Linked DNA regions of Homo sapiens: region 1 is linked to region 2. Evidence: chromatin loops called from intact Hi-C (ENCODE). Cell type or tissue: Calu3. All regions are shown on one strand.

Region 1 (2,500 bases), 240 kb after region 2:
GCAAAATGATTGCTATTGCTAGTACTGGGCTGAGCAGCCATGTTTCACACACACAATTTTGTCATTCTACTCTGCCTTCCTCTTCCTCCTGCCAGTAGTCTCCTCTCTCCCCGAGAAAATGAAAACTGACTGATTTTGCTACCATACGGTAAACCAAGCTAGCGTCTGGAATGAGGACAGATGATTATGGATGGAGTATACAAAATCATGAGGAACAGAAGTTGCTACGTTCTATTCTGGATTCCTACTGTGAGCAAAGGCATTCAATTCTCCAAAATTAGGGTGAACAGCCACATCCTTTGGTTTCTGGAGCCCTCTAGGAACTCTGGCACAATCAAACTAATACATTAGACTTGAATTCACATATGGTTCAAATATGTACCTTTCTCTGTCCAAATATAAAGCATCCAAGAATGAAAAAGATCTTTTGCTTCCAACAGCAACTGGTAGAATTTGTTCCCTCTCTAAATATAGTTTCATTTTTGAAATAAAACCAAGAGATTAACAAACAGATTATGATATTTGTACAGAAAAAGTGAAATGCAGTGTCTTAGATTTGATGCTGAAGTGGGACATCGGCTTTCTTCTTGGAAGTGTGACTCTTCATTGTATATGGTTGCGAATACTCTTCCAGCTGGCATTTTATACCCTGATGTTACTCATTTTTTATTGGGGAGCAGGAATTTGGGTTATGAGGCAAATAAGTTCTTAATGCCTAGAAACAGATTGAAATACAGTGTTATAGATCTTACAACATTTTCCTACAGAGATTAAAAATATTCAGAGATTCCTGAGTTTTAGTCACATGAAATTTTGTGCTTACGCCTTTTTCTCAATTTTGCACATATAATCCAAAGAATAAATGAATGACTCTAAATTAATGTCTCTAAAAGGTTGCTAGACATAGTACCTCATTGGATCTCGATGTTAACCCTATGATGCACATTAGGCTGAAAAAACTAAAGCTACAATAGAGAGTTTTGTGATTTCCCAACATCAATTAACTAGTGATCAGCAGAGTAGGATCTTAAATCTATGTTTTTTTGTCTCTAAATGTCATGTCTTTTGATTAAGATTTTTAGCCATATAGATTATGAAAAAGAAAAGTTAAACAATGGAACCACTCTATTTCTTATTTATGATTTGATAAAGATTGGCTCTCCTGGAATTTAATTCTCAGTGTCTAAATTTAATATCAAGTTTTCTAATAAAGTTTTATTTTTATATCTGTGGAATGCATGTCTGCCATAAATGTTGAGCAATTTCCACACTGTTGTAAGTAATGAATGTGAAATTCAAGTGCTTCTGTGATTTATGCCAGGTTGTTGGCATTCAACCATGACTCACAACTCCAAGCCAGCAGTTCTAAATCTCTCCAGTCCCACCTTTCAGTTGGGGAGTTCCCAGGGTTAATGGTCTTTGGAGCCAATATGCTCCCTGAGTTAGCTTTGAAGGTGATTCATTGCTCTGGTATGAAGTTTGAGGACGAGCCAGTTTAGGTGGATTCCATTCAGCACCCAGTTCAACAGACAACACAAGACTGATTCAAACCCTGGCTCTCCCACCTAAATAAATGTTACAAAATCAACACACATTCACTTTACAATAATTTGATTTGCATTTTTAATTCAGTCACCAGTTGTCTACATTGGACAATGTGGAAAAGAAAAGTTGACTTGCTTATTACTGTCGGCTTATGCTGGCAGGAGGGTTAATCTTTGCCCAGAAAGTGTACATGTCACAGCTGAGTCAGTCTATCTGTCTAGAACACTCCTCAACACTTACGCTGTTACTTGTCTGAAGAAGTCTGTTTTTCATCCTCTGTTTTGATGAATGCCCATATTTTTACTCAAACTTGAGCCTTTTTTCAACCAGTAAAAATAAACCTTCTTGTCCTAAATAAAAAAGACCACCTCAAAAGGTGGTTCAAAAGGCATCTTGGAAATCAAGTAGCACTTACGCAGCATGATTTGCTTGTATTACTGTAAGTGACAATGACTCAAAATCATATGGATTAAATTTTCTTACAAATAAATACAGGGTCACTAATATAGAGTTTGGTTTGTATTTTGCCAATACTACAGCAACTTAATAAGGAGTCGTAGCCTTTCTTGAACCAGAAGGATCTGCTGTTCAACAGTAGAAAGTAAAATGGATCACAAATATGTAATGTTCCAATAGATATCAAGGCATTCTAAAGTCTTTTTTAAAATTAGGCTAGCTGTTGATTTTGGTTATAGTTAAAAATTTGCAAATGCTGTAATTTTTAAGTTAACATAAACAAATACTATTGTGGTTAATTAAAACATTTCTTTTTTCATTAAAAGGCATTGCCAGTAATGAAACTAGGGACAAATATTTAAGACGAAAAGGGACAAGGAGCAAGTCACTGACAAAGCAAAACAAGAATTGAAAATTTCTTCTTCCAAGCCCCTTACTCATTTTTTGCCTTCCAACTTCATCTAGTGATTAAAGATAACATAATATTAACAGTAACACA
Region 2 (2,500 bases):
CCAGGGTAGAACTTGACATATAGTAAGCAATGCTCAAGAAGTGTTTGACTTCTCCACTCTCCCCTTGCTTCTGCTGGGAAGCTAGGGAAGAGCTGTGGGCTCAAGATGGAGCCCATTCTTGGCAAAAGCCTGCTGGTGGGCCCAGGGAGCTTCCCTCATGACTGAGAAGGTCAGCCTGGATTTTCTAACACATCACTAATGGCCTGTTCTTGGCTCTAAGAGGAGAGGACTGTGTGTGTATGTATTTAAAACCACTTTGGGTAGGCCTTCCTGGTGGCTTCCTAACCAGTATGAAACAAACGGTTATATGTTGGTTTCAGTCCAGTTCCCAGCAGACAATCTTTTTTCAAAAAAACGTATGTGTCAGAAGGTATCACACAACAGGGCCACAACTGGCAGGAAGTAGCCCCCCATTATGCAACTGAGCCAAAGTTCTCAGAAGTGAATGAGCCATGGAAAATTAGAACCCCCCACTGAGCCTGGAGCTTGGTCTCTGCCAGAACATTTGGACAGCCAAGCTATGCTATAAAGAAGGAAAAAAGCAATGTGTATGTATCAGAGGGATGGGGTTCAGTTCTTCTAGTTCCTTTCCCAGGCTCCCATTTTGCACACAAGGATACAAGAAGGATGCTGAAGACATCCTAGTGTGAGAGCCTCAATCTTCCTCTCTACCAACTCTGATCCATATTGCTGCTCAAACTGGGATTCATATTCTCTGGACAAAGCCACATGCAGGCTCTGAGAGAGCACTGACCAGCTTGTATATATGGAGGTCATTACGTGTCAGACTCCCCATTCTCAGCAGTGCTTCAGGCTCCAGCCTTAATCCTAGATCCACTACCCCCTTGCAGTTGGTCCTGGGAGAGATTTTTGGGAGTCAGAGACTCCATTCCAAGCTGAAAGAACTTGATCAATGAATGTTTCCTTCACAGTTGTAAACTGGGAGATGAAGGAAAACAAATGAAGCTGTTAAAGGCCAGGGCTCAGAGTACATTTTCGGAATGGAAAGAGACTATATATAAAGAAATAGCAAAGGAGGAGTGAGCTGGTCTGACTGCAGGGTCTTACCTGAACACAATTCACAGGGAAAACTGCTGTGGCCCATTGCTCCCTGAGCAACCTCATGGGTGTGCTCTCCCACAGCCCATTCCAAACAGGTGACCAACCTGTGAGTCAGGCTTGCCTGGGCTGGAGGCAGCTGATACAGGGAATTCACCATTTCCATTCCCGTAACCTGAAAGCGTTGAACTTTGGTCTCTGAGGTTTCACTCCGACAGGGGACAAAACAACCCTTGTTTTTATAACTTGCCTACAGGTTATAAGGAAGGAACACTTTTCTTCCCTCTCCCACCGGCTGCCATACTTGGTCTTAGGTTTGTTTTTTTTTTTTTTTTTTTTCCTCTGAGCCACCCACCTCTTTCCTTGTCTCAGGTCAGACTTTCTTGGGTTTCAGATTAACTGTGCTTGATTTGTGACTCTGACATTTGGATAATTCACTTTCCCATTTTAATAGTTAACTCCCAGAGTCCAATGTGCCAATTCCTATGCTCGTAGACAGTAATGTATTTCTGGGATTCTTCTATCCTACCAAGCATTCTTTACTCTCTGAATTTCAGAAATCCGTCTTGAGGGCTTAATTCTCTTAGAATCAAAATACCGACTTCAGAAGCAGGCAGACCTAAGATCAAGTTGAGGGTCCTTGGACACATAACCATAAGTCTGAATCACTGTTTTCTCTTTTGCAAATGGGATAATACCTACTTGATAGAGTTGTTATATTGTTTAAATAGAATCATGTAATAAAGTGACTTTTAAAGGACCTGATACATGGCAAATGCCCAATAAATATTTGTTTCCTCTCCTTTATCCATTCTACAAGGTAGAGAGTCCCCCTTAAATTGTTTCATTAAATATTAGTTTTATGTATTTTTAAAAGGTTATATATATTGAAAATTTAGATAACATGAAAATATTCAGAAGCCAATTAGAAAACTACCTGATATTCTTCACTATTGAAATTTTAGTATAAATCTTTTCAGCATTTAATTATGTACACATATATTTGATACCAAACATGATTTTTATAGAGGTAAAATTGATATACAGTGATATGCACAGATTTTGAGCAGTTTGATGAATTTTAATAGGTACATTTGTGTAAGCAATACCCCAGAAAATTCCAATATCCACACCCTACCGTCAATCACTATTCTGATTTCTATTGGCATAGTTTTGCCTGTTCTTGAACTTTATAATTTATGGGCATTGGGTATAGTACTGAAAGGTTTTGCCTCAATAGTAAAGCAAAATTAGCCCGAGAGTAAATGCTGTTCTGTTCCTGCCAAATAAAGCTTAAAGGCAAGACTCGAAAGGGTCAAACTATTTCCAAGTAACTTAACTCAAGAGTATTTTTAGGAATACAAAAATATCCACCCAGTCCACAATGTCTGGCATCCAATAAAGAATTACCAGGCATACTAAGAAGCAGGAAAATATGACC

What was found. Hi-C counts contacts between places; a loop is a spot of excess contacts. Peaks named below come from ENCODE experiments on the same cell type or tissue, not always from the same donor. Only the 100,000 strongest peaks of a DNase experiment are listed, where the experiment ranks them.
Region 1: a loop joins it to region 2, with 15 times the contacts of the local background. A loop is called at or near these places in 8 of 110 quality-filtered maps.

The regions. Positions count from the first base shown.
Region 1 is chr11:128,209,602-128,212,101 of GRCh38, reverse strand. LINC02098 (long intergenic non-protein coding RNA 2098) reads right to left here. Exons shown (of 4, transcript NR_146647.1): 2 at 383-464. Among named protein-coding and RNA genes, the nearest start is that of LINC02098, 2.1 kb to the right of the region's middle. RefSeq lists an enhancer at 1,254-1,755. In Calu3, no CTCF peak of the experiment used is centred here; a DNase peak (open chromatin) is centred at 1,411.
Region 2 is chr11:128,447,397-128,449,896 of GRCh38, reverse strand. All of the region lies in intron 1 of LOC124902789 (a long non-coding RNA gene), which reads right to left. Among named protein-coding and RNA genes, the nearest start is that of MIR6090, 74 kb to the left of the region's middle. RefSeq lists an enhancer at 432-1,631. In Calu3, no CTCF peak of the experiment used is centred here; a DNase peak (open chromatin) is centred at 1,196.